2 separate regions of the Mus musculus genome follow, and region 2 is linked to region 1. Evidence: chromatin contacts called from ENCODE Hi-C or POLR2A ChIA-PET data. All regions are on one chromosome and are shown on one strand. The core of a region is the stretch at or near the end of the contact, and the rest is flanking DNA. Distances in the headings are between cores, read along the strand shown.

Region 1 (4,623 bases), core at 869-3,368:
CATCTATAACTAGTAACTGCTAAAGAATGCTACTACTTCAAAATGGATGGGCTCTGTAACAGCTAACATTAAACATTCATTTAAATACACTATCATTTCTATGCATTTAATCCTCATTGCTCACTCTATTATGATTCCCTTTGGGAAAGGCTATTTTTAGGAACTATAAAAAACAGCATCAAGAACAAGTAGTACAATACACAGGGTCAGAAATTTCAGCTCAGGAGATGCCTATCCAGAGTGTCTTCATACAACATGTATTTTTAACATCTCTGGTTAGAAATAATTATAAAAGCAAATCTGGGGCTGATAAGATGGCCCAGTAAATAAAGGTACTTGCCACCAAGCCTCATGACCTGAGTTCAATCAACAAGACTCACATAATGGAATGAGTGACTCTTGGAAGCTGTCTACTAACCTCCAAATGTGTGCTATGGGCCGGGCAGTGGTGGCGCACACCTGTAATCCCAGCACTTGGGAGGCAGAGGCAGGTGGATTTCTGAGTTCAAGACCAGCATGGTCTAAAGAGTGAGTTCCAGGACAGCCAGGACTGCGCAGAGAAACCCTGTCTCAAAAAACCAAAAAAAAAAAAAAAAAAAAAAAAATCAAAAAAACAAATGTGTGCTATGGTGCACGCGCATGTGCATGATACACTAAATGGAATTTTAAAAATTAAAAGCAGATTTTAAGTTAAATCCTTCTCACTTTGGGGAAATGATTATTTCTTAGTTTTATTCCCTAAGGAGCTTATTATCTGATTTGCTGTTGTGCAAATAACATATTCCTTAATAGATAACATGCTTCTGAAAAGCAAGGAGAGGTTCTCTTCTTTGTATGGCTCTTTTACCAAGTAAAGGCGGGAAGAAGAAAGTAGTGCTATCACTTATTGAGGATCTATTATGTACCAGCCCTACGTCATCATTTTAGGTATACTTGTACATCTTAGTTGTATACATAGACAGGAAGGCCCAGATCTAGTTAAATTTCCTAAAAGCTAAGTGGCAAGAAAAGTATCCATCTAAAAATCTCAGGTGTGACTTTAAATGAATGTTATTGGAATGCATAATAAGTGTATGGCTGTTGAAATTGCTTACTTCAATGAGGAGGACCAATGGGACTTGGTTTAAACGTTCAGGCCCTATTGGGTTCAGATGTGGAAGCTTTCTAATTTTATCTGAGCAACAGAAGCTAGTTACAGCAATCTTTCAGAACTGCTGAAAGGACCAAGAAACTGCAGGTTCTTTTGAAATTGCAAAGTACCAGTCAGTAGATATAAGGCTCTATGTTACACTTTACTAAGGGTACAAAGCAGGTTTTTAAACTACCAAAGTGCTTGCTTTTTAGCATTATTTGCAGGGGGTGTGACGGCAATGTGTGAATTGCTTGACAACAGGCTTTACAATCGGATTGACCCTTGGTTTGTACGTCTGAGCTGCACCACCTTCTAGATACAACCTTTAGACCTGTGATCTTTATTTGTAGGATGTGCAAAGTTGGTCTCAACCTGATTTCGCTATTGCATTCAAGCAAACAGCTTTGCATGGTGTTCTGAACTAGACACGTTCAACGTTATTGTAGCATTTAAGCTATTATCTTCAGTGGGGTCAAAAGCACTGTGGGAACAACGGATGCAGCACTCCCTCAATTCAGGACCTAACAGTCCCAAAGGCACACCCTAAGCTGGTGACCCAAAGACAAAAGGCAGCTTCCACCAGGGCTGGGAGGTGAGAATCCGGGATAGTATTTTCCCTCCCTATGTCTGGGACGGGAAAGGAGAGGACGGGCCTTATAAGGTCCCTTGAGCTCCGGCGGCCCAAGCTGGGCGAGCAGAGCAATCCACTCACAGCTCCACGCTCTGCGGCACGGCCTTCCGAGTGTATCTGGAGATCATCCTCCTTTTTCTCCTCTGCGGCCAGGGCGGGCAAGCCAGGGCGGGGGCCTCGGGGCCTGGCCCTCCCGCCGGCTCCGGCCCGGCCCCCTCCTGCCACCTACCGGCCCCGTCTCGCCCCGTCTCGCCCCGTCGCTTAGATTCCGGACCGCCACCTCCCAGAGTTCCCACTCTATAGTCTTCCGACCTGCCTCCTTCCTCTCATGAGCGGAAGTGACGAAGGTACAGCGTCTTTCGGAAATTGGCTCCGATGCGCACTAGAGACTATACTCAGGGTTCCGAGCCTCACGACTTGCAGGCGTTCAGGCGTGGATCAGGGCCCAAGCGAACGCGAGGACCCAGCATGGGCCGGGATTGGGCGGTTGGTGGTCGCCTCTGACCAAGTGTCCTGCTGGAAGAGGCAGCCAAGGAAAGGTGCCAGAGCAGAGGCGCACGAGAGAGCTATTGAAAGGGATCGCTTTACTTTTGTCAGGTGGAAGAAGAGCGTCTAGTTTGGTGAAGGAGCACTATACCGCGCCAGGACAGTGCTCCTGGTGGCTCCTCTTCTGTACTCTCGGGTATGTCATTTTTCATTAATTCCCATGATCTCAAGTCCAATTCTGACTCTGTAAATTCTACATAAAGAGCCCTGCTTGGATTTAGGGTGAGGGTGGGTAGAGTTTTTCCTTGATCCGCCAGGGTGAGAGGCAGCACGATTCTAATTTACAGTGGTGAGTGGGTAGTTGCATAGAAGGTGCAGGTTCCTTATTGGTTCATTGCAAAGCCAAGTAAGCTTAGGAATTAAATTGCTGCGTTAGGTGGGCATCCGGAACCATGACCAATTATTTTGGGACGAAACTCCGACACGCAAGTGTTGGCACTTTTAAATCTTCTATAGAAGCCCTGTAGAGCAAGGGGCATTGCTTTTTAACGCACCTAGTAACACAATTTTAAAGGAAGGTGTTTTAGAGACGGCAGACTAACACTTTCATTTCACGACTAAGTAGAAAGCTCAAGAAAGTAAAGTGCCCAAAGTATGCCACCGACTGAAGCACGGTTGGAAGGTGTGAGAGAATAATGGATAGTAATGGAATGTTTTCAAACTGTGTTACACACACTGCTGCCGACTGAAGGGCAAACATTTATTTATTTGTGAGAAAGGATCGTCTTATGTTACCTAGCCTAGCCTCAAAATCCTGGACCCAGGTGATCCTTTTGCCTTGATCTCTCAGCTGAGACCATAGGCACACCTAGCTATTTTTAACTTTTATCCTCACATACTTCTTTGGTTTGGGAAGTGAGTTGTTGGACTTTCATTTACTCCATAATATCAAGGTTTCCAGTTCACATAATTTAATTTTAAGGAAGATAGTTTTAAGTCTGTTATTCAGAGGATAAATCAAGTGGTGTCTGGTAAAGGCCGGAACCATGATGGTAGGTGTGTATCAAATTTGGGGGAAATAATGTAGTCACCTAGAAGAATTCTGAGAATGCTGTTATTTCTCCTTTTGTGTGGCTTATGTCCCTTGAACTTTGATGGCCATTTTTAGAGAAGAATGGAGGGCAGTGGAAAGCTCGCAATGGTAGAGGATGCTGTGGAGTACCATCTCTTCCTGATACCAGATAAAGCCAGAGGCACAGAAGAGCACAGAGAGATTCTTCAGAAGTACATTGAACGGATAATGACCCAGTTCGCACCCATACTGGTCCCTTATATCTGGCAGAATCAGCCTTTCAATCTCAAATACAAGCCTGCAAAAGGTAAAGTAAGCCTTCCTTCTGAGAGACTTGTTCCATAACCTTAAAAGCCACTGACGTCTGCCCACATATAGCCAAGCCCCTAACTTTAACTCTATAGAATATCTTTATGGCTAGGGATGCGGGGACTGTGGCTGTGGTATGGACTCTCTCACTGTGCCTAAGTGTGAGTGCTGGTGCTGCGAAGGCCCAGGCTTGGGACTTAGTCACAGTTCTTTTTCTCTGCGCAGGACTTATCTCCATGATGCCTGTGGGAGGTTGCTTTGTTTCATGTAGCTGTTTTCCTGAGAATCCAAGAGTGACTTTGTCTGGCCAATAAAAACAACTAAATGGGTTTTGTTACTGTCCGTTGCCACCCAGAAGCATTTCCGGTGTCCTTTACTGCTGTCACCAGTGCTTACGTCCAACTCTAGCAAAATACAGTCATCTGTTCTGTCATGTCTTCTAACGTTATGAAAATGAATGAGTGCAGCCAGGCTGTATTTACTCAGTGACTCAGAGTGACTGTTGAGGATCGGGAGCCTTGGATCTTTGGATCCCGCCATTCCTGTTCACACTTCAGTGCTAATGTGTTAGATTTGGCTAGCAGCCGCTCGGTTTCTCCTGTGGTATTACTGTCACTGAACTTTTTTCCACCACTGGGCATTGAACCTGGGGCCTTGTGCGTTGCTAAGCAACTGGTCTGCCACTGAGCTACTTCCCCAACCCTAATTTTATTTTCTAGATACAGGCAATGTTTATTGACAGGGAGATGAGCAAATTAATGTGCCACATATAAAACGAGCCCATTAGACAGGTATGGTGGCACACACCTGTCATCTTAGCACTCCGGCCTAAGGCAGGAGAATCACCAGTTTGAGGCCAGCCCGGGTCACAGAGTGAGAGTCAGTTTCCAAACAAAAACAACCTATTATCTTTTAGAAAGCCAGGCTTACCCTGAATTTTCCACTATGTGATGGCATTGCTGAATGTTACCCAAGATGATTAGTATTTCAAAT
Region 2 (5,171 bases), core at 86-2,585, 200 kb before region 1:
TCAGCATCTGAGCATCTTATTAATAACTGTTAAGGACCACCTGTACTTGTTTCTTGACCTCTTGGATGCTGGTCAACTTGGATCTGTTTCTGCAAGTTGCCCAAATTCAAATTCCGAGTATGTACAAAGATAAGGAACTAATTTCCTATTTTCTACCTACTTAGTCTCTGCTTTCCATTTTTTTCTATTTCATTTCTTTATTTACAAGTTTTAGTAGATGTCAGACTAGAAGGAGTCTAATTCCTTCTTTCCATTGTCTCCTTCGGCCATGGGGATTAGTCCTAAGGAACTTAAATCACAGTCCTTGGCTGCAAGCACCTTTATCCATTGAACCATCTCTCTGCCTTCAAATTTATTTGCTCAGTGAATTACGAGAGAGGCAATGGCTTTCCAGGGGAATCTTACAGGTTCTCAGGACACCTCTTGGTGTCATTCCCTACTTCCCTTGATCCATTTTGGTTCTTAAATCGTGGTGCTTAGACTTTTCCAGCTGAATTTATGTGCCTTTGGACTTTTCCAAACTCTCAAAGCAAGAGTTCGAATTCTATGCAACTCTCTAGGGCCCCGTTTTGTTGAGACAGTCTCACTTTGTTGCCCTGAGTGGTTAGACCTAGCTAGACTTGAACTTACAGAGTTCTGCCTTCCCCTGCCTCCTGAGGTCTGGTATTAAAGGGAAAATTTCATTTTAAATGATAATGCCACTCTATAGATTCCCTGATGCTTCTTTCATTTTTCTCTCTGGCCATAGTATTATCACTTAGATTTTGTAGATAAATTGTCATATATTTGTCTAGGCCTGGGAAATTCTGAGATCAAATTACACCTCTTCATTTTCCTGGGCTCCAAAGCGGCCAAAAAACCGTCCTTTTTTCCCCTTGCATTTTATCAACAGCCCCTCAGTTTAATCTGCAACCTCTCTTTACTGGTTTGTCTTTCTGCATGTACGGAATTTTCACCTGATCCCTTGGACTGTTTCCGTTTCTGTAGTAGCCTCGGTAATTTTGCTCAAGTCCCTGGAGCTTGTCCCGCCCCCGCCCCTGCACGCGCGATGCATGACGGTCTTAGCCCCTCTGAAGGGAAAGAGGGTCCGCCATGTTCCCCGGCGGCGCCGCCGCTTGGCTCTGGTAGCCGCCGCCCCCGCCCCCAACCCCGCCCGTCCCGGCACCTAGCCGAGCCCCGGGCCCAGCATGGCCGCCCCGGAGCCGGCCCGGGCCGCGCCGCCCCCGCCCCCGCCCCCACCGCCCCCTCTCGGGGCCGACCGCGTCGTCAAAGGTGAGAGGTACCCGAAGCCTGGGGGCCTGGCGTGAGGCGCGGTGTGAGGGCGGGCGGGAGTCCGTCCCCTCAGGAGCGGGCCTGGCGGGGCGGGCGAGTGACTGGCTGCCTCCCTTGGGGAGTGGCCCCTGGGCGGGTCCCCGCTGGGCCGGGCCGAGGCGTAGGCTGCTCCTCGGTCTCCCGCTCGCCCTGCAGGCCCGGGCGGGCGTCGTGCGCGGGCTGTCGCTAACGCGGGCTCAGGGCCGTCCGCCGCAGTGAGCCCCTTTCTTTCCTGCTTTGCCTGTGGTCGGCGCGGCGCCCGCGTTAAGAGCTTCCGGCTCCTCGACAGCTGCACTCCCGGCTTGCCCGGGCGCACCGAGGGGCCCCGGAACCCCTTAGCCGCACGCCGTTGGACTCGCCCGCGTTCTGGCCCACGCCTGCTCCCGGGTGACAACGCCTAGCTAGCGCCAGCCGCAGGGGGTTTGCGCTCGGCCCTCAGATGCCACCCCGCGCGGAAATCGGGAAAACCGTATGGGACTGGACCAGGATGAAGGATCCCGGGGTGACCTAGGAACCCAGACGTAGCTGCGGGGCAGGGGAAAAAGCCATCTTACAAAGAGGAGGCAAAAAAGTCCCATGTATAGGAAGTGGTACACTTAACAGAAAGGGTTTTACAAGCCGCCTCTAAACACACGACTTACTCTTTAGAAGGAAAAGTGAAATTCTTCTGAGCCAGGGAGGACGTGTGTGTACAGATAAACAGATTTATTTAAATTAAATTGAGAGGCAGTTGAAAGTTCCTTAAAAGTCCAGGCTCTCAGAGAGAGCCCATCTACCACACTAATACTATGGATTAAGAATATTAAGAACTGAAATTATTTTTCTTTATTTTGCAGTCAATAAGCAGAAATCGTAAAATGAAGATTTCGTCATTTAGATTATGCTCATTTTTAAAGTTATTTTAATTTTCAAATTCAGTGTCTCAAGTATAGACTGGCACAGTGTTTAAATACTGCTAGCTTTGCTTTGAATTGTGACCATGGTTTGCCATTAAAATATTTTAAAACAAACCCTTTTCTCGTGTGTGTGTGTGTGTGTGTATGTATGTATGTATGTATGTGTGCTGGTTTTTCGAGATAGGGCTTTTTTGCGTAGTCTTAGCCAGGAACTTGGAAAGTAGGCTGGTCTGGAACTCAGAGATATGCCTGCCTCTGCTTCTTAAGAGCCCAATCAAAGGTGTACGCCACCACTGCCCACCTGTGTTTTTTCTGTTTTCAATCTGCACTTTAGGTTCTTAAAGCATGACATATGTGGTTGGGTTAAGCATTAGAATGAACTAAATAGGACTGGAGTAAGAGCGGGTAAGAGCACTGACTGCTCTTCCAGAAGTCTGAGTTCAGTTCCTAGCAGCCACATGGTAGCTCACAACCATCTGTCATGGGATCTGATGCCTCTTCTGGTGTGTCTGGAGACAGTGACAGTGTACTCATATACATTAAATAAATTTTAAAAAAAGAATGAATAGGTTTTTTTCTCAAAGATTTATTTTATTATTATAAATAAGTAGACTGTTGCTGACTTCAGACGTACCAGAAGAGGGTGTCAGATCTCATTTCAGATGGTTGTGAGCCACCATGTGTTTGCTGGGATTTGAACTCAGGACCTCTGGAAGATCAGTCAGTGCTCTTACTCGCTGAGCTATCTCACCAGCCCCTAGAATGAATAGTTTATGAGCTTCTTTTTCTGGGATTTTTTTTTTTCTTGAAGGATAGAAGATCAGGCATTGATCCTATTAATTTCTGTAATTGTATAGGTGGGGGTTGAAACAGGCCATTGCCTGCTTCTTCATTTTCTTAACTATATTTCCTGTGTGCTTATTTTTCTGGATACTTTTCACCAGAATAATAGCTGACGTAACTAGTCACATTCCCAAATCATGTATTTATGTTGTCCTTTTGTGAATCTTGTTCCTTGTCATTTATGTAGCAATCTTTTTCTCATACTGCTTTAATGAAGGAAAAACGAGTTGCAAGCAGAAGGCAGATTCTTTAGGGGTGAGTTGTGAGTCTAATACATAGCCATTTACAGTTTATTGTTTTGAAATGAAAACCATTTTCTTAGTAGGAAAGGAGCTTGTTTGGGAAATTTCAGTTATAAACGTATGGTTAATGCATGTTGTGTATTAGTTGTATCTTCTTCATGGTGACAACTTTCATTTCTATGTGGAATGTATTAGAATTCCTGATACTGTGGTCACATGCCTTTAATCCCACCACACTGGAGGCAGAGGCAGGAAGTTGCTGTTAATTTTGAGGCCAGTCTGGTCTACATAGCAAGTTTCAGGCTAGCCGGAGCTACATAATGCACCCTGTCTTAAAAGATAAATAAGTAAAACAACAACAGCATGTAAGTAAAGCTCAGGTTTTGTAAGTCCAGGACACTTCCCTAGCTTTGCATAGACTCAACATCATCAGATTATGAGGAAACTGCCATTAGAATTGAGTACAAGTAGTCTTTTCCTCTTTGGAACTTTTCCTTTTTTGTCTTTAAATTTTAGACTCAACGCTTCTATTTTAAAGACCTTTATTTTATGGACATGTATTATTTTTTTCTTTTTAGATTGATTTTCTTTTATGTGTATGGATGTTTTAGGCATTCATGTCACCATATGTACCACATGTGTATAGTGTCCCATGAAGCCAGAAGAGGGTGTTATATCCTGTGTAATTTGAGTTACAGAAGGCTCTTAGCCATATGGGTGTTGGAAACCCAACTTAGATCCTTTGGAAGAGCAGACAGTAAAGGCTTTTAACTGCTGAACCATTTTAAGTCCCCAGACATGTAGGTTTTTAAGAGAATATAGAATGTTTTGTTAATAGTCACACTTAGGAAATACATATGTAAGTTTGAGATATTTTAATACTATAGGTGTTTCATTTATAAATGCAATGAGCCTGCTACTAAAAATTTAGTAGCAACTCTTATTTCATAGTCATGGAAAATAGATTTCTTGGTTAGTAATATTTAGTTCTAAACCTGATGGTCCAGAGAGGCTGGTTGTTGGTCCCATGTACTGCTCTTACAGAGGACCAGAGTTCCATTCTCAGCATCTATATCAAACAGCCCACAGCTGTCTAACTCCAGTTTCAGAAGAGCTGATACTCTTTTCTGTGCTCCATGGGATGCTGCGTTCACTTTCATATACTCCCACACGGACATATATGCATACACATAATTAAAAATCAAAATGAGTTGTAAAAAAATTAACCTGATATGGTTAGTCACAATAGCATATGTTGATAATTCAAGGATTTGGGAGGTTGGAGGATCATCAGTTCAAGAACAGCCAGGGCTACATAGTGAGACTCTGTCTCAAATCCTCAAACCAAACAAAATGTTGCTGAAGCTTTTGTTACTTTTTCTTTCTTTTCTTTTTCTCTTCTTTCTTCCCTTTTTTTTTGGGGGGGGGTATATATTTCAATTAAGAAAACGGAAACAGGTTGGTAAGATGGCTCAGCTGGTGAAGGTGCTTGCTGCCAAGCTTGATCTTAATTAATTCCTGGGACCCACATGATGGAAGCAAGAGAACCAGTTCCTCTTGAAAGTTGTCCTCTGTCCTCCACACACATGTATGCACAATAAATAAATGGAATAAATCTAATAGAATATAGGCTTAACAGAAAAGAAAATGGAAACCTACTGTGGAAATTAGAAAAACAACTGTGTATATGTACCTTATTGCCACATTAGTAAAATGCTGTAATTGAAGTACAGAATCCTGAGTTAGGAGTATTCCTTCCACTCCCAACAGATTTAGTTAGCCTCATTTTTCCAGTTACATGTTTTGCTAATTAAACTTAAAATTCAGTTTTGTAAAGCTATCTGTTGTTATAACATGAACTTTACCTTCATCTCATAGA

What was found. Hi-C counts contacts between places; a loop is a spot of excess contacts on that map. ChIA-PET counts read pairs that join two places held with the same protein, here RNA polymerase II (POLR2A).
Region 2: a loop to region 1 is called in a map of T-helper 17 cell, with 2.1 times the contacts of the local background. The contact joins the promoter of 1810062O18Rik here to the promoter of Ecd in region 1. A Hi-C loop is called at or near these places in 1 of 37 maps with a recorded cell type or tissue (T-helper 17 cell). POLR2A ChIA-PET finds 5 or more read pairs at or near these places in 2 of 5 experiments (Patski and embryonic stem cell).

Annotation. Positions count from the first base shown.
Region 1 is chr14:20,345,616-20,350,238 of GRCm38, reverse strand. It overlaps Ecd (ecdysoneless cell cycle regulator), which reads left to right and starts at 2,118. Exons shown (of 14, transcript NM_027475.3): 1 at 2,118-2,445; 2 at 3,418-3,628. The coding sequence starts at 3,424. It overlaps Fam149b (family with sequence similarity 149, member B), which reads right to left and starts at 2,077. Exons shown (of 14, transcript NM_001024512.2): 1 at 1,845-2,077. The coding sequence starts at 1,891.
Region 2 is chr14:20,542,457-20,547,627 of GRCm38, reverse strand. 1810062O18Rik (RIKEN cDNA 1810062O18 gene) reads right to left here and starts at 1,335. Exons shown (of 6, transcript NR_033571.1): 1 at 1,284-1,335. It overlaps Ppp3cb (protein phosphatase 3, catalytic subunit, beta isoform), which reads left to right and starts at 1,055. Exons shown (of 14, transcript NM_008914.3): 1 at 1,055-1,272. The coding sequence starts at 1,188.